Regions from separate parts of the Homo sapiens genome. Here all the other regions are linked to region 2. Evidence: chromatin loops called from intact Hi-C (ENCODE). Cell type or tissue: endothelial cell of umbilical vein. All regions are shown on one strand. Links, peaks and the distances in the headings refer to the core of each region. The heading gives the core; the rest is flanking DNA. Region 1 overlaps LOC124902787 (a long non-coding RNA gene). Region 2 holds the start of LINC02098 (long intergenic non-protein coding RNA 2098). Region 3 holds the start of LOC124902787 (a long non-coding RNA gene). Region 4 overlaps ETS1 (ETS proto-oncogene 1, transcription factor). Region 5 has its middle 64 kb from the start of LINC02725.

What was found. Hi-C counts contacts between places; a loop is a spot of excess contacts. Peaks named below come from ENCODE experiments on the same cell type or tissue, not always from the same donor. Only the 100,000 strongest peaks of a DNase experiment are listed, where the experiment ranks them.
Region 1: it touches region 2 in a loop (6-fold over the local background); 3 of 110 quality-filtered maps call a loop at or near these places.
Region 3: a loop joins it to region 2, with 5 times the contacts of the local background. A loop is called at or near these places in 3 of 110 quality-filtered maps.
Region 4: a loop joins it to region 2, with 5 times the contacts of the local background. A loop is called at or near these places in 13 of 110 quality-filtered maps.
Region 5: a loop joins it to region 2, with 11 times the contacts of the local background. A loop is called at or near these places in 2 of 110 quality-filtered maps.

The regions. Positions count from the first base shown.
Region 1 is chr11:128,326,678-128,331,496 of GRCh38, forward strand. The region is part of intron 1 of LOC124902787 (a long non-coding RNA gene); the gene reads right to left. Among named protein-coding and RNA genes, the nearest start is that of LINC02098, 120 kb to the left of the region's middle. In endothelial cell of umbilical vein, for the core only: no CTCF peak of the experiment used is centred there; a DNase peak (open chromatin) is centred at 2,754; H3K27ac peaks cover 2,116 bases.
Region 2 is chr11:128,206,229-128,211,047 of GRCh38, forward strand. It overlaps LINC02098 (long intergenic non-protein coding RNA 2098), which reads left to right and starts at 2,538. Exons shown (of 4, transcript NR_146647.1): 1 at 2,538-2,714. RefSeq lists an enhancer at 4,119-4,620. In endothelial cell of umbilical vein, for the core only: no CTCF peak of the experiment used is centred there; DNase peaks (open chromatin) are centred at 1,893 and 2,323; H3K27ac peaks cover 3,469 bases.
Region 3 is chr11:128,332,418-128,337,236 of GRCh38, forward strand. LOC124902787 (a long non-coding RNA gene) reads right to left here and starts at 1,864. Exons shown (of 2, transcript XR_007062946.1): 1 at 1,657-1,864. In endothelial cell of umbilical vein, for the core only: no CTCF peak of the experiment used is centred there; DNase peaks (open chromatin) are centred at 2,364 and 3,954; H3K27ac peaks cover 3,037 bases.
Region 4 is chr11:128,499,947-128,504,765 of GRCh38, forward strand. The region is part of intron 3 of ETS1 (ETS proto-oncogene 1, transcription factor); the gene reads right to left. Among named protein-coding and RNA genes, the nearest start is that of MIR6090, 20 kb to the right of the region's middle. RefSeq lists an enhancer at 3,608-3,902 and a silencer at 3,608-3,902. In endothelial cell of umbilical vein, for the core only: no CTCF peak of the experiment used is centred there; DNase peaks (open chromatin) are centred at 652, 2,195, 2,985 and 3,755; H3K27ac peaks cover 3,996 bases.
Region 5 is chr11:128,029,041-128,033,859 of GRCh38, forward strand. No RefSeq gene overlaps it. Among named protein-coding and RNA genes, the nearest start is that of LINC02725, 64 kb to the right of the region's middle. In endothelial cell of umbilical vein, for the core only: a CTCF peak has its summit at 2,688 (motif pointing right); a DNase peak (open chromatin) is centred at 2,701.

The DNA of each region.
Region 1 (4,819 bases), core at 345-4,344, 120 kb after region 2:
ATCAGCTATGGAGTCTGGTTATATGAAGCCTTAATCATCCCTTCCCTTACAAAAGCAATTAGAAAACAAATTTAATTTTTTTTACAAAAGAGTTCTGAACTCCATATTGGCTTGACTCATGGTAGTGTTGTGTTGGATGATATAAATTTGTATTGACATAAATGTATTTGGCAGAGGTTGTTCTGAAACTCAACGCAACTCACAGACACTCTCATGCGAGCAGAGACCATCCCTCTGGAGCAGAGAGCACAATGTGCCTTCTGCCTCCCTCCCCAACTCATCACCTTCCCTCTCAACGTCCTTCTGCCCGGCTGCCCCTCAGGCAGGCGGCCCCAGAGGCCGTGGGCATGCTGCTGTCCCTCCCCACAGTGATACTCATCACCAAAATGAAACCTGACACCAGAATTGTCATCTTACTGAGAAGATGATAAAACTCATTTAACCTTTCCACTCAATAGGCTGATAATTCCCTCTGTCCTGATGAACGTTGGTGAGGTTCACTGAAGAGACTCAAGTTACCAAGGGCATGCTAATGCAAGGGTTATTCTTTCCTTTTCACATTAGGAGTTCACTTCTACCCAATCATTTTCAAACTTCACAGAAATGGAATTTCCATACTCAGATATGAAGAAAGCACCTTGATTTCCTCCACCTTCACATCATGAAGAACATCGAAGCTGGGATGAACGATGAAAGGAGGTAATATTCTAGGCATAGACAAAGCCCTTTCTCCACTGCCTTCAGGCTGTCAGGGAAGTAATTGATGTGTCTCCCAGAGCACAATCGCTTCACACTTTCAACACCTTTTTGTCCTGCTGCGAATTAAACCTGTCACTTTGTCTAATTCTCCATTGGTAAGAAGCATTCACTGCCAGAGACTTGTCAATGGGGGTGTGATTACTTGCACTGATAGCAACTGTAATATTTAATATTCCCCAAATGAGGGACAACCCTGAGAAGACAGAAAAAAAAAAGGCACATTTTGTAGAAGGAGTAGTTGTTCTTCATTGTGTAACTTCAAGGGAATTACTGTCTACACTGTCGGAACTAACTCGATTCAAATCCAAATTTTTTAATAGGAAGAGCTAGCCAGAGATTTGAGAGACAATTTGAGTAAAATGACTCTAGGTGTGTAGTTGTTCATTCAAGATGCTTATGCACACTTTCCATGGGAAGGCACTATTACAGACCCTTTCCATTGTTTAAGGGGAAAATATTTTGAAAAGGGGGAGGATCAGCTAACAGGAGATATAGGGAATATGATATACATAAAGGAGAATATGATGAGGCTGTGGGTGAGGAGGGTTGGACTCTAAATCGAGTTCTACCCTCAGCAGGCTGTGAGAATTTGAGCTCACCCAGTTCCCAATTGCTCCATTTGTTTAATGAGGAGAACTGAATTCTTGGTAAAGCTAATGTTTCACGACTTCGTTTGATTAAAACCTTCCCATCTTCTAAGGAAATTGTATCTCTCCCAATTCTTCATTTTGCAAGTGATTTCTGGTCTGGTACTAAACCACTCAACATAAGAAGACCTGGGGTAATCAGCCGGGCGTGGTGGCACATGCCTGTCATCCCAGCTACTCGGGAGGCTGAGGCAGGAGAATTGCTTGAACCCGGGAAGTGGAGGTTGCAGTGAGCCGAGATCGTGCCACTGCACTCCAGCCTGGGCAGCAAAGAGAGACTCCATCTCAAAAACAAACAAAAAAAGAAGCCCAGGAGAACATGATACGAACTTCACAGTCAATTACTCATCCTACACTACCTAAAAGGCAAGTCTACATATCTCAGTGGGTGTCTACAAAGGGCACACTCTATCTGCTTTAAGAAAATAAAAACAAGATGACCAAGGGTGAAATAAAATTACATTCTCCTATTAATCTTACTATGAATCAGTTTGGATACTTGGGACAGAGCAGCTTGATACAGGCACCCTGATTTAACTCTGTGCCAGTTTTGGTTTCTGAGTTTAACAGGACAGTTGTGGAAAGAATATAGACATAGCAGAGTAGAGTTAAATGTAGATTTAAATGACATGATGCATATAAATGTTTAACTCACAGCCTGGAGCATAGGAGATACTCAAACTTTATTCCCTTTCCATATATAAAGAGATTAGGCCCATAACATGAAACTGAGAGATAAACATTCTCCCTACAGAATGGAAAGGAAGAAAAGAGCATTGATGAAGCAGCTCGATGAACTCTTGTAAGACCTTTCTCCAAGTGAGTTATCATTCCAAGGTTCCTGTTGTTACTTTCTGAAGGGCTTTGTGCTTATGAAGCAGATAGGGACAGAAGGGCGGGCCGGACCCCATGGTCATCTGGCAGCCTTGCTTGTGTTGGGTCAGCGTGCCAGCATTCATGCCCCTGGGGGTGTGAGCACCCTTTCTGGAATCTTGAAAGGAAATGCAACCTCCCCAAACCCCACTACTCTCTCAAGGAGTCATGGGTGATGAAGATGTTTCCTGCCATTCTCTGCAGGACAGAGAGTTGCTTAACCCTCGTTTCATTATCAGTGGAGGAGCCAGCCATTGGACCCCCACCCCTCAGAGTGAGCCAGCAGCCAGAACTAGCCCTTTGGCATCCCCCGTCTTGATTGCAAGCAAGCAAACCTGTCACCTTCCTGTTTTATCTACTCATGGTGTTTGTTTCCTTTGACGTGGATTCTTACACTTAGGGTGGGAGGGATTTCTCGAAAAACATTTGTTGTATGCCACTGATCCTGGCCCCACAACGCCCCTTTCTCTTTCCTTTTCAAGGCTCCAGGAATTGCTAAATGGCATATCCTGAACACCCAGCACTCTGGGGCTAAAAATACCAGAGGGTGTGTTTATCTAGATTGGGGCTTCCTCTCCAGGGGCTTTACAGACGTTATCTCATTTATCCTTGAAAACACTCTGCGAGGCAGCATGTAGTCAAATAACTTTACCCCAGAAAGGTACGGAAGGCTTGAAGAGGAAAGGTCATCGGTGGAGGTTCTATTCTGAGGCCCAGTAGACAGGCTCAGGTCTTTAATTTCTCAGCTTAAAATTCCATTCACTCTGCATTTCCCCCTTAGAACTGTGGGAATCCTTAAAAAGCAAATACAAACCCACGACTCCTGGCACATAGAAAAAGGCCAGGTTGAAATACCCCCCAGGTTACCTCCTCTCGGTGTCTTCATTACATCTTTACAAATCCGAGATCCCATGGCCTTTGGTCATCTCTTCTAATTGCTCCACATACACAGGCTCCCTCGAGACCTCATTTGCCACCATGGTTTAAACTCTCACCTATCTAAACTGATGGTAGACACTTTCCATATCTCTCACACCCTCTCCATAGTTGATATAAAATAATTACCTACTAGAAGTTGTACATGAATTTGTTACATACACAGCATTTCCCCCTCATTTTGCACATCCTCGATATTCCCTGGCCCATACCCAAAGACCTGAGACTCCTGGCACATTCCATCCCCTCTCTGACTGCCACATGCAAACAGTTACTGAGTTAGCTATCTTCCAGGTGCACCCCCAGATGCACTTTCCCTCCCTCCAAAATGCATGCCTAAGGAGCCTGACTTACAGGCTCCTTCTTTGCCCTCTGGCTACTCCCTGGGGTTGGTCTTTGGTGAGCACTGGCAGGAGAATGGGAGGAGGCAGGAGAGGGATGATGCTGTATGTATTGTCCCATTCTTCTCCCTGTGGGGTTGCCATGGACTGGCTGCATCCTGGATACAAGGTCAGGTCTCATCAGGCATCCTTTTCCACACAGCTGCTTTCCTGGTGGCCATCGGGCCTGGAGGTGGCAAAAGCTGCTGCCTCCTGATGGCATCAATTCCAGGGCACCGCTCAACCCCTGGTGCATGTTTTAAACTCCACCCACACATGCTGTAAATAGCCCTTATATGAAAGTTATTACAACATCCAGCTAGAGTGGGGTCTCCTCTCTTTCTGGATGCTACCCAAACTAAAGTCACCAATTTCTATATTTTACCATTCAATTCAGATGACATTTTACATGTATGTATACATATTTACTTGTTGAATTAGAAAAGCCAAGATGGCATTATATTTTAAGCCAATACATCAGACTTCGATATATGTGTTACTTCCAAACCTCTCTCCCTGTAGTCTCCTCACCATTGTTCAGATTGTCAAAGTGTCATTTCCAAATACCTGTGAAATTACATTAATCTTGCATAAGTTCATCAGAGGTCCCAGTATCTTTCAGCATATGATTCACTTTTACTTATGTCTGTCTTTCTAGAGTAAGTCTTTTATCTCTACTTCCAGGACATCCTCAAATGTTTTTCAAACATTTATCAAATAGACAAACACTGAATGGAACTTTAGGTCTTAAATAAGTGTAGCTATTTCCTTTTACAATATTATTTTCTTTTAAACTGCAATTTCTTGTCCTACTGAATAAGTCCTCCTTACGTGGCTACAGGAATGCAAACACCTGGGTATAATGTGATGACTTTCTAACTTTGCAGAACTGTTATCAATGAGGGCTTAGACTGTGATGTAAAAGTAAGGGCTCTAAACTAGATTCCCTGGATTCCTGATTTCTCTGCTAGTCCCGCAACCTCGGGCAACTTACTCAACATTCTATGCCTCCATTTCCTAACCTATAAAATGAGGGTAGTAATATCATCTAACTCATGGGTTTGCTGCAAGAATTAAAAGAGTTAACACACACACACGGAACACTTAGAATAGTGCCTGGTGAAAACACAGTAGAGTTAACTGTTATTTCTTAACTCATTCTTAGTTTACCACCATCATCCTCAGGCTGTTTGCCTGTGGTTTGTTTAGCTCACCCTTTCTTGA
Region 2 (4,819 bases), core at 378-4,377:
ATTGGGCTTTCAGAAGACAGTGGTGACACCTAAAGTAATGACCTCTGCAAAAGAAGATAGAGTAAATTTTGAGATTGATCTTTTTGGTGGACTAGGGGAGAAGGAAGGGCAGAAAGGATTATAGGGTAGTTCTCATTAAGCAACAGAATAACATTCAAGCAAAACAAGTCTTTACACTTAGAACCAATTTAAATTATCCAGTTCTTCACCCACACACATTAAGCTAGCTGATCTCAGGACTGAAAATAAAACAAAACTTTGTGTAACTCATAATATGTAATCCATAAAGCTCCCAGGAAACAGATTCTAGTGTCTTAAGGCATACTTCTCCAATACAATCATTCTGACACCATCACATTTATGAAATCAAACTCAGAGGAATGGGGGTGCTAGGGTTTAGATATGGTTTGCTTGGCCCCACCAGGTCTCATGTTGAAATCTGATCCCCAGTGTTGGAGGTAGGGCCTAATTGGAGGTGTTTGTTCTTGGGGATGAATCAGTCATGAATGGATTGATCCTATCCTTGCAGTAATGAGTGAGTTCTCACTCTTATTTCCTGAAAGAGTTTGCTCAAGAGCTGGTTGTTAAGAAGATCCTGGCACATTCTCCCCCTTTTGATTTTTCTCTTGCCATATAATCTGAACATGCCAGCTCCTCTTGCCCTTCTGCCATGAGTGGAAGCAGCCTGAGTCCCTCACAAGAAGCAGATGCTGGCACCATGCTTCTTGTGCAACCTGCAGAACTATGAGCTAAATAAACCTCTTTTCCTTTTGAATTAACAAGCCTGAGATATTCCTTTATAGAAACACAAATAAACAAATACAGGAGGTACAAACATAAAGGGGTAGCATGAAGGAGTTATTCTGTGGTGATAGAAGAATTCTGTATTTTGAATGTGATAATGATTATATGAATCTGTATATCGGACAAATTGCATAGAACTACATACATACACACATGCATGAATACATGTAAAAGTACTGAAAACTAAATAAGATCTATAGTCCAGTTAACAGCAATGTACCAATGTCAATTTCCTTGTTTGATGTTGTACTACCATTATAATATGATGTCATGCTTGGGGGAAGCTGGGTGAATGGTGCAGGGGTTCCTAGGTACTCTTTTGCACAACACTCTGAGTCTATAATTACTTTGAAAGTTTTTTTTTAAGCTAAGGAAAAGTTTCTTTCATTCAATAATCAACATCAACATTAACTTTCAACTGTTGACCTACATTACCACAGGGGTGAGCAGCTTGGGAGAAGAGGGCTCCTCAGTCTTGGTGCCAACGTGTTGTTTCTTGGCACCCCCACTGTTAATCTTGAGCAGACCTCCAGACCTACTCCAAATAAGCACACCAGTTGTGTAAAGCCAAGTATCCTGTTCAAGATCTTTTCTAGTCTTCATCCTTCCCTAGTTAGATCGCTACTTGAAACACTTTGGAAGCCACCATTAGATTGAGGGCTACTACTGGTAGTTCAGGGACCCAGATGGAAGAAGACACAGAGGTCAGCTGGAGAATTATAAGGTCTTCTTAATCTTATCCAATGTTTTTCAAGGATGGCAAATCAAATTCTGTCACTAACTTGGTTGTATTTATGTGACAAACGTTTAGTCAGTGCCTTCCCTGAAAGTCCTGAAACTTGTGAAAATGATTCCTGGTTGCCCAGTGCCTACAGGATAAATTCCACATCACTGAGTCGCTCACATAAACTCTTTCACAATATTTGCCCAACCTGCCTCTCTAGACCTATTTTTTTTCTTACTCCTTTCACCATCATTCTTCTTCAGGTTACCCTTACCCCAGAGGATATGATGCATTCTATATTCATCCACGTACATTTACTTGCAGTTTCACAAATATTGCACCACCCATTGTTCCTGCTAATCACTAAGTTTGGAATGTTCCCTCTGCCATTCCTGGAATATCCCTTGTCCCAACACACACATACATACACACACACACACACACATTCAAGCACAGAAAACACACACAAATCTTTTAGGGCCCAGTTCAAAAGTGGTTGCTTTGACATATTCCCTAACTAACCCCTGTGGTTTAGAATGGCCACTTCTTTCAGCTCCTCGCATTAGGAGGTGGAGACAGTTTTCCCCATTCTTGATTCTGGAATGGCCCAGTTAATTGTTCTCACCAGTTGAATGCAGTAGAGGTGGCACTGTGTGACTGTCCAGTCTCACTCAAGAGGCCTTGCAGTTTTTGTTCTCACTCTCTTGGAAAGCTGCTGCCCCCATATTAAAAACCTGGGTCAATATGCTGGAAAAGCCACATGGAAGAGAGCCAAGACACTCAGCTGCAAATTCGATGTTACTGCCAAGTATGTGAAGGAAACTTTCTTGGATCCTCTGGCTGCAGCCAAAACACCATGAGTAATCCCAAGAGATGCCAACAGAAGAGCTGTGTGGCTGAGCCCAGATCCCAGAGCAAAATCATGAACAATACCTTTTGTTTGAAGGTTCTTTTTTGGAATGATTTGTTACACCGTACTAGACAATTGATACAGCCTCGCCCCAACTCCAACCTCAAAAAACTAGTCATTCGGAATTCTGAAAGACCACAGCACTCTATGTCTACTTCTATTATAGATTCATATTTGACCATAATTATTTATTTCAACATTTCTCTGCACTACCAGACTTTGAGTTCCCTGGAACTAAAAATATTGCTTGGACCTCACGCTGTACCTGAATACCTGGTAAGCACTAAAGTAGTAATTGGCAAAGCAATGAAAAGCTAAAGAACTGGCCTTACTCAGGTTGATCCTGTCTGAGTGTGTTCGTCAAACCACAGGCAGAAGGAACTTTCACTTCATACACTGGAAAGAATAGTGAACCTCATGCCTCAGTGGTGTGGCTCACCTGAGGTTAAGTTTAGCAGCAGTAGTAGACTGGAACTTTTTAGAATGCTAAGATTCAACAGCCTCAGATGAACAGTATTTTACTAGCTCTGCCAATCTAAAAGCCTAGGGAACTCTTTGCTTGCAAATAAAAGAATATAATTCCAAGCAAAATCCTGTAAGACTTGGCTTTGAGTCAAAATTATAAAAATAAAAACATTTGATTTTTACAATTCCTCTCTAGAGTTTTGTCCAGCATTATCCAGATGAAGTTGAATTATTCAATATACCCTATAGTTATTTACATATAACTGGTGACATGGCTGAAAAAAGGAGGATCTTATCAATTGTCTTCAGATAATAATTTCTCCAGTTTAGAACCATATTTTGCCTATATGTTAGCTGGACGAGTCCAACTATTGAATCATTAAGTAATCCATTTCTAAGCATGGATATTAAGTTACTTTTTTACATTTAGTTAAGGTTGCATTATTGCATTTAGTACTATTTTCATCTTATGTGTTACTGTTAATATTATGTTATCTTTAATCACTAGATGAAGTTGGAAGGCAAAAAATGAGTAAGGGGCTTGGAAGAAGAAATTTTCAATTCTTGTTTTGCTTTGTCAGTGACTTGCTCCTTGTCCCTTTTCGTCTTAAATATTTGTCCCTAGTTTCATTACTGGCAATGCCTTTTAATGAAAAAAGAAATGTTTTAATTAACCACAATAGTATTTGTTTATGTTAACTTAAAAATTACAGCATTTGCAAATTTTTAACTATAACCAAAATCAACAGCTAGCCTAATTTTAAAAAAGACTTTAGAATGCCTTGATATCTATTGGAACATTACATATTTGTGATCCATTTTACTTTCTACTGTTGAACAGCAGATCCTTCTGGTTCAAGAAAGGCTACGACTCCTTATTAAGTTGCTGTAGTATTGGCAAAATACAAACCAAACTCTATATTAGTGACCCTGTATTTATTTGTAAGAAAATTTAATCCATATGATTTTGAGTCATTGTCACTTACAGTAATACAAGCAAATCATGCTGCGTAAGTGCTACTTGATTTCCAAGATGCCTTTTGAACCACCTTTTGAGGTGGTCTTTTTTATTTAGGACAAGAAGGTTTATTTTTACTGGTTGAAAAAAGGCTCAAGTTTGAGTAAAAATATGGGCATTCATCAAAACAGAGGATGAAAAACAGACTTCTTCAGACAAGTAACAGCGTAAGTGTTGAGGAGTGTTCTAGACAGATAGACTGACTCAGCTGTGACATGTACACTTTCTGGGCAAAGATTAACCCTCCTGCCAGCATAAGCCGACAGTAATAAGCAAGTCAACTTTTCTTTTCCACATTGTCCAATGTAGACAACTGGTGACTGAATTAAAAATGCAAATCAAATTATTGTAAAGTGAATGTGTGTTGATTTTGTAACATTTATTTAGGTGGGAGAGCCAGGGTTTGAATCAGTCTTGTGTTGTCTGTTGAACTGGGTGCTGAATGGAATCCACCTAAACTGGCTCGTCCTCAAACTTCATACCAGAGCAATGAATCACCTTCAAAGCTAACTCAGGGAGCATATTGGCTCCAAAGACCATTAACCCTGGGAACTCCCCAACTGAAAGGTGGGACTGGAGAGATTTAGAACTGCTGGCTTGGAGTTGTGAGTCATGGTTGAATGCCAACAACCTGGCATAAATCACAGAAGCACTTGAATTTCACATTCATTACTTACAACAGTGTGGAAATTGCTCAACATTTATGGCAGACATGCATTCCACAGATATAAAAATAAAACTTTATTAGAAAACTTGATATTAAATTTAGACACTGAGAATTAAATTCCAGGAGAGCCAATCTTTATCAAATCATAAATAAGAAATAGAGTGGTTCCATTGTTTAACTTTTCTTTTTCATAATCTATATGGCTAAAAATCTTAATCAAAAGACATGACA
Region 3 (4,819 bases), core at 271-4,270, 130 kb after region 2:
AAGCATGAATTTCATTACTGGGTATATACCCAGAGGAATACAAATTATTCTACCATAAAGACACATGTATGTGAATGTCCATTGCAGCCCTATTCACAATAGAAAAGACAAGGAATCAATGTGAATGCCCATCAGTGACAGACTGGATAAAGAAAAGGTGATGCACATACACCATGGAATACTATGCAGCCATAAGAATAAGATCATGTCTTTTGGAGGGACATGGATGGAGCTGGAGGCCATTGGCATTAGCAAGCTAACGCAGGAACAGATAAACAAATACAGTGTGTTCCCATTTATAAGTGGGAGCTAAATGATGAGAACTAATGGATACAAAGTAGGGAACAACAGACATTGGCGGCTACTTGAGAGTGGAGGGTGGGAGAAGGAAGAGGAGAAGAAAAATAACTATTGGGTACTAGGCTTAGTATCTAGGTAACAAATTAGTCTGTACAACCAATCCCCGTGAGATGAGTTTACCTATATAACAAACCTGCACATGTTCCCCAAACCTAAAATAAAAGTTACCAAAAAAAAAAGTATATGCCTGTTTATAGTTTCACCAGCAGCATATCAAGGTTAAAGATAGAGTTAGGGTGCCCTTAGTAAGATCTAAATTTACATATTGGTTAATCTTTTCTCACTGAAAGTCAAAGCCTATGTCTTTTAAATATATGTTTTAAATAATAAATATTAAAATAAATATAACGTGGCTTGCTTAACCTCCATTTGAGTTTCCTATGTTTTATTTCACTAAATGGGACTTCGAATGAGACCGCACTTTATCATATGTGCCATGGGATACAGAAGGAACAGCGCCTCCCATCAGAGACATCCATGGCATGGTGAGCCCTACAGTCTTAGAGGGCACCCTGAACATGCATCCGTGGTTAAACAGCCCTGGAGGACCATGCTCAGACCCCTGCAATACACATGCACCCCAGATCCCAGCTTCCAGCTGGCTCCTTACAGAGACTGCATATAAAACAGAGGCACTTAGAGAGCATTCGTTCTCCTGCTCACTCACTCAATACCTACTAAGGGCCAATTCCATGGGAGAAACTATGCTCAGCACCAAGGAAACCATATCAGTAGGAGAGGCTCAGGGCCTGCCTTTGTAAAGCTTACATTTTAGAGAAAGAAATGACTGTTATGTAATTGATTACCTAATTAGATTTTTAATCATGTTTATGATGAAGCACTCTAAAACAGAATAATAATTGATACAAGGAACATTCAATCTGGGGAGTTCATAATTTCTGCAAAAGGTATATTTTATGTCACAAATATCTTTGTACATGGAAATCACCCTGTAACTTAGAAACACCTGGTATGCTTTAACATGAAGAAATGGAGCACATGCCAGCTCCTCTAACTCAGTCTGTGTGTCAGGGTAAAATATATATTTCCAGTGCTGGGCAAAGATGGAAAAGAAAAATAAGTTGACCTAAAATCTTTCTGTTTCTGTAAGTTTAGCGTCTCATAGATCCTCAGTGACCAACCCCATGTGGTGAGGAAAAATGAAGCCTAAAGAATTTCAGTCGTCTATCTTTTGCATAGCTAATCGTAGAAAGAACTAGGAACTGTCCCACAAAAAAAAAAACAAAATAATAATCTAGGTCCTTCAGGCAGCTTTGCAAATAGCCACTTACTCACCTGCTTAACCAGCAAGTAATAATTCATGCTGGACAAGTGACGAAGAATCCCACTTTGGTTTATTGCCTTTCCCATAGCTCTTCAAATGTTTGATCTCATTTGCAAGGTTATATTCTGAATACAAAAATGCATCTCTCCCCACGGCCAGTGAAGGGCGGCATACTAATCTTCCATTCCCATCCACACACCAAGTGAATCTGGGGAGACTAAACCAAAGTTCAGCTCTGGGGCATTGTTTGTTTCCCTGCAGATCCTCTTTCCCTTCCTTTGGTGCCTATTTGCTTACCAGGGTGAACACAAGGCAGAAAATGCAGCCCTGAGCCCACTGTCACCACCGGTGAGGAATGGTGTCCTCTGAACACTCAACTAGCTTCCACCAGCTTCCGGTAAGTGAAGCAAAACAGAGACCTTTGACATGTAGAGACCAGGGAGAGGTTCTTGAAGGAACAATGGGACATACTGTGGACTGTTTACAGACCCTGCTACCCTCTGTTGTGGCTACTGAGTCACCGGCAATTTGTATAGTTTGATTCACAACCCCCAGGCCCCCCTGGACCGCCAGCGCCAGTATCTGCTTCTGCTCCATTATTGTCACTGATGGACTCATCCTGGCCTTCCCCACCCCCCACACCCACTGCCGCCATCATCATTTCCCCTATTGTTTGCCGAGCCTGGCCCTGACCCCTGGGTATTTATAAAGGCCACTTCCCACTGCATCATTGTGTGCTCTGTGGCCCTCAGCTCCCCACATTTCCTGACAACGTGGGGGTGGCGGGGAAGGGCTTGTTAACAACCCGAGTCCAGCTCCCAACTTCCTCCATGTCCTGTTTACTGCACTCTGCAAGCATCTCCCTGGCCACTCCTCAAGCAGAGTCCGCAGGCTCTGACTTATCCCAATGTGGGCTGCAGTGAGGGAAATCCTATTTCAGCCTCGCAGTTTGCCTGCAGTAAAACAAGCCAAAGAGCAAAGGGCTTCTTGTGTAATGGAATGGGACTCAAAAGGTGTTTCTGTCTCTGGATTAAACCACTGGTGTTTTGAGTCCAAGCTGGAGATGTCGGACTTGGAGAGTTACACATGCAGCCTCTTTCCCTGTGTTTCTCAGTGTATGGAATTGCTGACAATTGCAGTCTCCACATTACCTCTTGGGTTCTCTGGAGCTTGGAGCCTGAAGGTATACACTGCCAGGGCTATCATACATTTAGACAAAAGTCCTGCCCTGTGGGCAAACGTGAGGGAAGGTAGACAGAAATACGGCATTTCTGTATTTTCTAGAATGTATTTTCTTTTTTCCTCCACCTTTTCCTTGCTTTCCATTAGAAGCGTCATCCGCTTTTGTGGAATGATGCATTACATTATACACATTGGTAAATGGAACGAAGAGTTGCTTTGTGCATCTGTGACTATAATCTTTCAACATTTGTTTTTTGTTTGTTTTCTGACTTAAGTTGATAAGGAGCTCCTTTCATTTTTCCAAACCAAGATGAAAGAAACAGGCTCACTCAGAGAGTTTAAAAACTCACTTAAGGTCATGAGCCAGTTGCAAAGCCCCTTCCCTATCTAAAAGCACTAGGGCTTATAGCTTTGGTCATTTGCTGTTTCTTCCCTTGGTGCTTTGCTGTGCCCGATCTGCCCATCCGTCCTTTCACCATTCATGTACTCTTCTGGGAGCGTGATGGGATTCCTGGGGTTACATCCACCAAAAGCACAAACTCTGTTTAGAAGGATTCATGGCTGAGCCCTTGAGACTCCCAGCTGTCAGAGAAGAACTTTCAAGGCTCAATCCACTGGGATGAGCTTCTCGTCAAATCAGGCGCTAGCCCAGGCCGGCTGTTGTGATGCGTGGTCTCTCCCACTGTGCAGCCTCTCAGCAACTGAGATTTCGGCTGCCCCATGTTGTTTATTATTGCAGTCAGAGCTCTGCCTAGGGTGGGAAACGAGCAAAAGGTGACTGGAGCCCCCATCGTACCCTCCAAGACTACTTTCATCCCTGGATTGTTTGGTTGGGCAAAACCACGATCTTTTCTCAGCATCCGGGTACCAATAGCCAGACACTCTTCTCCATACATTCATTTGGCCACTCTCTCTGTCCCTGATCATCCACACTTCCTTGGGCACACAGCTGAATATGGATGAGTGTTTGGCCTGAGCTGCCTCATCCTCCCGGTCCAATAGCCTCCACCCCTGCCCTCTCTCTCAGCACGCTTCCTGTTTCATTCCCAGTCCAGCGGCTGTGCCAGACTGTGAAGCTCCCAGCAGGCAGCAGGCCAGTCTCAGGACCATGACAGGGTGAGTAATGCACAGGCCAGCCAGCAGGTCAGAGGGCAGCCGCTCCTGGAATTGCATCTCCTTAGATGAGGAGGCCGGTAACTGTGATCACCCAGTGGAATTAGTTCCCAGAGCTGATGGGCAAGATAAAGCACATTAGCAAAATGTGTCCTCTCTGACTTTATACCACAGGGGGCAGGGCCTTGCCTGGAGGATCTGGACTCACCATTGACTCTCCCCCAAGCTCCCGCCACTACATGATCATCTTATCAGCACCATCGTAGTCATGTAACTCTAGAATGTCAGAGCTAGAAGGGGCCAGACAAACCCCTTTTATAAATGAGGAGACAGTGCCCTAAAGGGCTCAAGCAGCTTCCTGAAACTTGCACCCCACTGTCCTGTCCATCTCAGTGACCCCTTCACTACATTTTGCCACCATGACTGTGAGAGACCTCCCCAGGGTAAAAAGAGCAGGTTGGGAGTATGAGCTACAGAGGTGAGGATGTCCCTATTTCTCAGATTAGCTTCAAAAAGGGAAATGCCAGGAAGGAGCTCCCCACCCCACAGACATATCCTTACTTGCAGGCAGGGGGAGAGATGGTACACTGCAATCGCCAGCCCTAGAGACCAGCTTCTTCTCCATCCATCACTCTAACCTACTCCATGTAAAGCTAAAGTCATACAGCCACAGAGAAAAATACTAAGAATAGTAAAGAAACATGCCAAAAAAGACAGCAGCATCACCAAATAGCCTATAAATGTGCACAGACTTGTGTAATCAAGCAAACACCATCCAACTCAAACTAGGTAGGTACCAGTTTCTGATGTATAAGCATATTCATTCATTCATTCATTCAATCAACAAAGACATATATGAAGGTTCAGTCTACACTTATT
Region 4 (4,819 bases), core at 424-4,423, 290 kb after region 2:
AAGTTTTTCTGCACTTTTGAACTGTTTTCTCAAGGCCTGCCTCTCCCTCCCACGCAGGAAACAAACACAGAGACAGGCCTCTTCCAGTGAGGGCTTCAGTTGTTCAAAGTTAGCCCGGGAAGGGCAGAAGGAAGAAAGGCTTAGAGAAAGGAAGGAGGAACGGGGGCTAGGAAGGTGGTGCAGTGGCCATGGGGGTAGCCGCCAAGGGAGAAGGCTGGAGCTGGGATCAGACAGAGGAGGAGAGCTGGCCAAGAAGGGAGGAGAGAGGGAAGAAAGCAGGAAGCAGAGAAAGGGAATATTGGAAAATTGTAAACCAGAACAAAGAAACAGAATGCAGAGTGGCAATGGCCTGGGAAGAGGCAACAACCGACTCCCAATTAATGATGTTCAGAAAGCAACATTTTTTCATCAATTTTGAAAGGAAATTCTCTCTCAACTTTCTTATTTATTTATACATTATATAAATACATTTTTAAACCAAAAAAGGACCGTTTTTCCAATGGGAAAAAGTCTTGTTTGAGATGAAAGCCAGTCTTCAAAAACTTCTTAGAGGAAGCTGAAACCCCACATGTCTCGGTGCTACAGAAAGAAAAACAAAGTGGACATTCTTCCTGCGTTCTAAGGCTTTTTTATGCAGATGTGTTTTTCTTTTAATAAATAAATCTGGACTGAGAAGGAAAAAGCATACTCATACACATTCACACAGTGCAACTGTCTGTTTTCAACCCAGGGAAACCACAATGAAAAATAAGAATACGCAAGTCCATTTTCCCAGTACATCAGACAAGGATTCTCAATATTGGCAGCCACAGGCACTGAAGCAACACAGTATGCGTGCACACCCTGCTCCAGCTTCCAGATCCACAGAGGAGTACTTGATGATGAGTGGTCATGAGGGGCAGGGCAGGACCTGAAGAACGACCACCATACTTCCCCAGAAGTCTTCTCACTTAAGACATTTGGTTGCCCCATCCTTTTTGAGCTACACAATTTCACTTATAAGCCAAAATGATTATTTAAAAATGATTAGACACAACGAGTTTAAATCTGCCTTCTTATGAATTCTATCAATAGGCCCTTGCTTTGCTTGTTGAGAGATCAGCAGCACAAAGCAAATTTGTCCTTATCTGGCAGCTTTTCCCCTGCTTTCTTCCTCCTATCATCACTTCCGTCCAGGTTTCCAAACTCCGTGGTTCCTTCAACCATTCATGTTGGCATGGTTTTTGGCCACTCCCCTCGCTCCACCTAGAAGCATTCCTCTAAGCCTATGTTCCTGAAGAGCATCACAAGCATTCATAGGTGAACATCGTGCTTCTCAGAAGTTAAATGGGAACAATGAGATGATCATCTTACTCCATAAGCTTTGACTGGTGCAGACTAAGACAACACTGATCTAACAGCCTAACTACAAAAGCCACTCAAAGGACATTGCCAGGACCTCTCCATAGAAAGTGATACTGAACCAGTTCTGTACCTATTGACTGAATTTTATTAACTTCACAACAGGGCTTCACATTTATCCATATTAACTTCACTTTGTTTCGATCCATGTTTCTAAGAACTTTTTTATACCTTGAATCTGTGCTCATCCTATTAGCCATCATTCTCAGCTTTGCACCATCTGCAATGCACTAAGTGTGCTTTCTGTGTCTTTCTCTATTCTAAGCCCCTAATAAAAATGTTGAAAAGGCAACCAGCAAGTACTGATCCCCATAACATAACATCAGAGACCATGCATTACTCTGACACTGACACATTAATCAAGACCCGTTGGGTATAGTTGCTCAACCAGTTACAAATCCTCCTGACTTTACTATCATTAGATCCACATATCTTTGTCTTGACCACAAATATATCATGGAAAGACTCAGACAAAAGCATTACTGGAATCAAAATATGAGGTTACAATATTCAGTTGGTCTCCCACTTGTGGAGCCAGTTCTCCCCTCGAGTTTCTAAGCATCTGGCAAGTGAAAGGTGGCTGATAGTACAAATGGTTGAGCTGGAATTCAGACCCCTGTACAGTGAAATAAAGAAAGACAGAGAAAGGGGGTGGGGTGGAGAGAGAGAGAGAGAGAGAAAGAGAGCTGCAGCCACAGCATTGCTTTGCTTCTAGAAACAATGGGCAGTTAGAGAACAATGGCTACAGACAAAGTCTTGGTCTATTTATATCTGCCACTGTTAGTCCCAGACAGGAGGAACTGGAAGTCTGCCCTGTATGCACAGCTCCAACTGGACCCAAGTTGGGAGGAAGATGAGGTCACCAAGAAGGCTGCCTGCTTAGAAATGGGCTTCTTTTTTCTTCGTATAGTTGCTTCTTAGCCTAGAGGTTCTCTTAAGCTTGCTTGCCTTCTGCTAAAATACAGCCACTGCTGAGAAGGGAGAGATGAGAAAAGTAACTGCTGCTCTGCCCAGCCCAAAGCAATTAAGGCCTCTCTGTACAGAGGTTGCAGGAAGGTGGGAACGCCAAGGAAAAAATAACCAATCGATGGAGGTCAACTCTATGGTTTCTGAAACAACAGTCTTATTAGGTCTGTTAATTATACATGTTTAGGAGCACTATAAAGGAGCTTTTCCCTGGGAAAGTTCCCTCCTCATTTCTTTGGAGACAAATAAAGAGGCCAAGAGCTGAAATTCACAGATATGTATGCATTACATCTCAGGGACAATCTCTTCTTCCCTTTATTTCAGCCCCTTTTTGATGGTATCTCTATTTTCTGGAATTTCATCTTTTGCTCTAACATGGCTTTGGAGAGATACTCAATTTTAATCCTTCCCAAACTGTGTTACTTGTATCCTTAATCCTCCTACAGCCTTACTAAAAAGAGCCACCAGTAGATTAGCCTGTGACAGACACCAAACTGAACATGAGGAGAGCCTGGGCTGGGGAGGAAGGAACAGGGAGGGAGGCACAGGCCGTGAGCCCCTGCAGGCATCTCCTCCTGCATGCCTTCATTGTGAGTTTCCACCGACAGCCCTTAGCATTAATGCGCAACCAACAGTAAGCAACTGCACCCTCTGGATCCAGTCCAACCTTATAGCCTTAAGAATCCCACGTGCAAAGCTGGAATCTCCCAGAGGCAAGAAATTCAGGGCTCAACAAAGAGATCCCCTGAGCAGTAACTTCAGATTTCCACTCATGCCTCAAGTTCCTGTCACTAACTTCCCACCTTGTTCCTGGAAAACCAACATGTAAGGAGATATACAAATCTAAATAAGATTTTTTTTCTCTTTTTCCTTTAAATAGCTTAAAATATTTTACAGACAACATCCCAGATAATGTCAACCCATTGGGAGGGAACTAGTAGCAAACAGTTAAATGTTTTATAACTTAAAATTTTAAGCACAGAGCAGGCACATGCTGGATACTGCTAGGGCCAACGAACCCTAGGAGCCAAGAAATGGTTAAAAGGGATGCATCACGTTCCTTCCCCAGCCCCACATGCTCTTCATCAACTTCATAAGTGTGTCAAGATGCTCAGGGTCCAGACCATCTGGAGGGTGCGCTCATAAACTTGAACTACCAGGACAACAGATAATGTGCACAAGCCCATAACAAGCAAACATACTAGTACATCTTTCATGCTATGCAAATGGTGGAGACTGAAATTCAGATGAAACATTGGACCACCTAAAATAGACCAAACTGTGAAGATCTAAGTGAGTGATCTATAGGTCACCTGACCTGGTACGGTACTTCATTCAAACACTGCTTCCTTGACTCCTCCCCTATCCCCTGCTCCCAACAGACTAATTATTCCCTTCTCTAAGGGCCCTGCTGAATCATCCCAGTGTAATTCACAAGAGCCACATGGGAACCACATGGTAGGAGTCAGGAGAAGGCAGAGAGACACACATTCTTACCCTAAAGCAAGGCTGACATCAGAGAAGATGCAGAAATCCCCACCCTGAGCATGTTGGTAAGCACATGAGATGGCCGTCCCTCTGCCTATCACAGGCTCCAAAAAATACCAGCACGCCAGCTAAACACACCAAAAACCGATGGTGCCGCCCCAACATGGCACATCTAATGGAATTCAGGCCCCACACAGTGCAGTAAATCTAAATATATGTCCCTAATGAGGAGTCAGAAATCCTGAGACTTCGGGGATTTAGGCAATAATTGTGGGGACCCAGCTCAAGTTTCCTGCACTAAAAAGGAGGGGCCTAGAGAGATAAGCTTTGAAGGGAGCATGCTTATGCTCCCTAAACCATTACGCTCACTGCTAAACCTATCATACGAGCCTACTCCAAGGTTTGTGTAGACCTACCTAATCTATAATTTTGGCCTCTATATCTCTTTGGCTTTGGCCTTTTTTATGGCCTGGAGCAATAACTATCAGCCCGAGTCCTCTCCTGGTGTGTTCACACATTTCCCTGCCTCTGTCCCTCTATCCCGCCCTCACTATAGCTATAGGATGCATAAAGCCTTATCCAGGACCAAAAAGCAGAAAAGAGGAATTTACAGAATTTGCTATAAAACTTTAACAACTCCTTGGAGGGATGTTCTCTTTCCTTGCAACCAGACATAGTTATAAAATGGATGAAAAGTGGAGAGAAGGAGGAGCCAAGCTCTGCCACTGGTCAGGGGTCTTACACTATTCCTGGAATACAGAATTAGAAGACGCTTTCGATGTCATCTAGTTCAAACCTTTTCTTTTACTGGTGGGTAAAATGAAGCTCAAGGTGACATCAACTTGCCTTAAGTCACTGGTTACTAATTCTAGAACTCTGGCTCCCTCTCAGGATTTTTTTTTCCTCTACATCATTGCTGTTTACTTACAACAGTGGACTGGGAGGGAGAGGCTTTCTCCTATAT
Region 5 (4,819 bases), core at 417-4,416, 180 kb before region 2:
GCTGTGTAGATATCAGGGGCAAAGAAGAAAATGATGCAGTTTATCAATGCTTGTTAGACTTGGCCCTTGGAAAAGTATAGAACCTCCCAGTAGTTGGGAAGAAGTCCTTGCCATCTGCTCCCTTACATAGTTCTTTTACATTTTTTTCCTGTCAGCCAAAAGTTCCTTGACTTTAGCTCTCCAAGAAGGACTTAACCCTGTACCCAAAAGCCACTGTAGGAATTACCACTCTATTTGCCCATCTGGCAGCCCCTGAACCAAATCTGTTGACAGCTGGGACTATTGACTCATTATTTTGTAACTTTTATCACTGACCAATGGACACATGATCCTGCCATGTTGATAAAGGGAATGGGACAGGAGATTTCTCTAGGGGGGGGGCCACAGGGGGACACTCCTGGTTTGTCCCTGTGGCAGCATCCTGATGTTTAGAAGAATTATAGAAAGTTAATTTAGGAGGACTGACATGCCATTTTAATGCAGGCAAACTAATCTGTAAAAAGTCACCCACCCACATGTTAAGTACCTGAACTCCTGGCTGGATCTGGGTCTGGAGTTACACAAGACCACGTGGCCACAAAGAAGGAGCCCAAAGCCAAGTGGCATGAAGCCAAGGGAGAGTGAAAGGGCATCTGGGGGAAGGATGGAAGCAACTGAGCTGTCCCATTAACAATGCTATCCACGGGGCCTGGAAAGAGAAGTAAAAAAATTAGAAGTACAAGGTGCAGGATGGAAATCTCCAAACAGGTCTTGGAACAAAGGGGAGGAGGCAAGTCCTGGAAGGAGACCCTGAGCTGCTTAAGGGAACCTCAGGGGCCTTCTATAGAGAGGCTGCACCTCGCCTGAGGAGGGTGGCAGCAGCAGTTCAAGGTCACTGAGCTGGCGGAGACATGATGGGCCCAACAGAAAGGGAGATGGCCTGAGGAGAGGGGTGATTTGCTCAGAGCCTTCTTTGCAATGCATTCCTCCTGGTTTTTATTTCAGCATGAAAGCTTCCAGGGAAGCTGGGATGAAAACGTGCAATGGGTTTGCTACACACAGCTATTTGTATCTGTTCTGAGCATCAGGGAGTGGATAAAGAAGAAAGAATGAATACAAAGGGGTACCAAGGAAGAAATGGGGCCAGGGTCAAGCTATAATTTTCTGGCCTGAGTAGAATATCTGTGGCCTGGGGGTTCCAGAAAATGATTCACAAAACTAACACACTTTGACCATGCAGGTTATTGTCAACTCTTATTTAAGGCAAAATGTGGTTTCTTTTCCTCTAATGGTTTCTATCTCTTGAATTTTTATTCTCTTTCAAATCTAGTTGATATTCTTGAGAGAAATATTCTTGATATAAAACTATTTAAAGCAGTTATAGAAGGAAAAGGTTGGGGAAAGGTTGTCCTTCCGAATTGGGACAGCCTCTTACAACCTGGGCCCTCTGCAGGACACAGTGGTGGAGCTGCGAGCTTCACCAGGTGCTGACTTGGTCCTCGCCCAGTGCTATGACTTGTCGGCTCGGTTTCAGTTAGGAATGCTCCCAATGAATGTTTCAAAGACCCTGACTACAGTGGCTTAAGCAAATGGAAAAAAACGCCTTTCTTCTATAATGTGCACTCCCAGGTGAATGGGTGGATGTTCACAGGCTCAACTACATCAGCACCCAAGTCTTTCAAGTCTCTCTGTTTTGTTTTCCCCATTTTATGCTTTGAGCCACATGCCCTTACTCCAGGAGAAAGAGGGCAAGAGAAAAGGGCAGCTCCTAATATCCGGATATTAAAGGCTTTCTTAGAACCCCACAGCAGGCATCTGCTTACATCTCACTGGCCAGACTATGCCACATGCCTGAAGAGGGCAGAGGAACTGCGTGTGACTTGAGCCACTCAATGAAGTCAGCCTCAGAGCACAATAAATACCTGGGGAGAGTCAGGAAGAGAAAGAGCAAAAAAGGGAATCAGGAGAGGGAGGAGAAGAGGAGGAAAGGAAGAGAGAGAGAGAGAGGAAGGAAGGAAGGAAGGAAGGAAGGAAGGAAGGCAGGCAGGAAGGCAGGCAGGCAGGCAGGCAGGCAGGCAGGCAGGAAGGGAAGGAGGGAGGGAAGGAGGGAGGGAGGGAGGGGGAGGAGAAGAAGGAGGAGGAGGAGGAGAAGGAAGGAAGGAATGAGTTCAGTGTTTGAGGGCAGGAAGCATCCAGCACGGGAGAAAGGGAGGGAGGAGAAAGAAAGGTGGTGTCGGGGCAGGAAAGAAGGGAAGGGAAGGAGTCTGGGCTTTAATTAAAAAGAAATGAATTGAAGTTTCAGACCTATTGTTAACTAACCGTGGGGACTTGAGAAAGTTAAAGTCTTTGAGCCACATTCTTTTTCATTTATAAAGTGGAGATACTTATATTTAATCCACAGGTATTTTATGCAGATTAAATATTTAGAGTATGTAAACAAACGTTGTAAACTGTCCTGTAGGGCTAAGCATTTTAACAAAAACATTGATCCAATATGAAAGCGTGATTGGTGACAGTCACTTGGCACTTCAGGTTAATTTCCAGGAGAAATTTCAGTGTGGTTTGGGCTTGAAAAACCTCTGCCCCAAGATGTGACATACAAGTGAAATATACACTATACCCCTCTATGATAATTTCAGGTATTGATTTTACACAGGCAGAACTGAATTGCAGACATCTTAATGAGGATCATGGTGCAGAAGGGGCACTAGATGGCAGCAAAGTTCTATGTTGGGATTTCCCAGGGGTGCTAATCAAAGTATAGCAACTAAGTACTTTATAAAATAGGAGGACGGACGTGGTGGCTCACGCCTGTATTCCCAGCACTTTGAGAGGCCGAGGCGGGCAGATTTCGAGGTCAGGAGTTCAAGACAAGCCTGGCCAACATAGTGAAACGCCGTCTCTCCTAAAAATACAAAAATTAGCTGGGCATGGCAGCATGCGCCTGTAGTTCCAGCTATTTGGGAGGCTGAGGCAGGAGAATCGCTTGAACCCGAGAGGTGGAGGTTGCAGTGAGCTGAGATCGCACCACTGCACTCCAGCCTGGGCAACAGAGCAAGACTCCGTCTCTAAAATAAGTAAATAAAAATAAAATAAAATAGGTATGCCGCATCTATGTTATGCTTATTTCTCTTTGCAGACATCTCACACTCTTGTGTTTGTCTTCTCTGGAGGTGAAAGTCAGCCATCTCAGTAGAAACTTATATTTGAGGCTTAATTAGGGAAAATTAGGAGCTTAGGCATAAAACCTTAGCCAGTTACTGATACGTGGCAGTTTCATTACCTGGAAAATGGGAATCATAACAGTATTAATATCTATGTCTTGGAGACTTGTGACATTTAAATAAAATCATGTCTGTAAAGAACTTTGCGCAGTTTTGGGGGTAAAGCAGACAGGATGTTGGTAATTTCTGCTCACCTTTCTCTTCTTTGGGTCCTTTTGTTAAGAGAACACTGATGAGGCTTCTCTTCTAGGGACCTGGGTGTTGCGCATGGGTGAGGAAGAGACACTGGATGGCTCAGTGTGATTATGGCCTAGAGAAAGTGTGGAGGAGGATCATGAGCTGGAAAGTGCTGGAAGATGAGAGGTCTAGGGCCCCAAGGTGAGAGGCCAGCACCTAAGGACAGACCGAGAGAGAGAACCATCCCCATTCACTCAGATGGCTGGGAAAATTGAAGAACAAGGGTATCTTATAATTAATTTTCAGTTGTTTATTGTACTATTATATCACACTCTTCCTATCTCTGAAACTTAAACAGAGGTGTCTTGCACACCCACCAGCATCGCTAGTGCTTTTCATCCCACACTGCATGGGGCACAGAGAGGTGACGGCCATACGCATCAACGAGGGAGAGTTAATAGTAGAGGCAGGCAGTAGAGCAGATGGACTTTTCCAGGGGTCTGCAGAAATTCCAGGACTTAATATGGGGCTCATATAATCTTTACCTAATATGTTGTGGTGCATTTAAAATACATTAAACAGGCCAGGCATGGTGGCTCACACCTGTAATCCCAGCACTTCGGGAGGCCAAGGTGGTTGGATCTCTTGGGGCCAGGAGTTCGAGACCAGCCTGGCCAACATGGTGAAACCCCATCTCTACTGAAAATACAAATATTAGCCAGGCGTGGTGGCTCACACCTGTAATCCCAGCACTTTGGGAGGCCAAGGTGGTTGGATCTCTTGGGGCCAGGAGTTCGAGACCAGCCTGGCCAACATGGTGAAACCCCATCTCTACTGAAAATACAAAAATTAGCCAGGTGTGGTGGCTCATACCTGTAATCCCAGCTACTCGAGAGGCTGAGGCAAGAGAATCACTTGAACCCAGGAGGCGGAGGTTGCAGTGAGCTGAGATCACGCCATTGCCCTCCAGCCTGGGCAACAGAGATAGGCTCTGTCTCAAAAAAATAATAAAAAAAATAAAAATAAGTAAACATATTTGGAAATGATTTCAAGCTTACTGAAAATTGAAGAATAAGATTAGTGCAGCTGTAATCCCAGCACTTTGGGACGCCAAGGCAGGCAGATCACCTGAGGTCAGGGCGGGGCTAGCCTGGCCAACATGGCAAAACCCTGTCTCTACTAAAAATACGAAAATTAGCCAGGCGAGGTGGAGCATGCCTGTAATTCCAGCTACTCAGGAGGCTGAGGCAGGAGAATCACTTTAACCCAGGAGGCGGAGGTTGCAGTGAGCCGAGATCACACCACTGCACTCAAGCCTAGGCGACAGAGTAAGACTGTGTCTCAAATAAATAAATAAATAAATAAATAAAATAGTGCAGAAAGACTTATATACCTTTTGCTCAGACTCCTGTCTTGTTAGAGTTGACCCATTTTGCTGT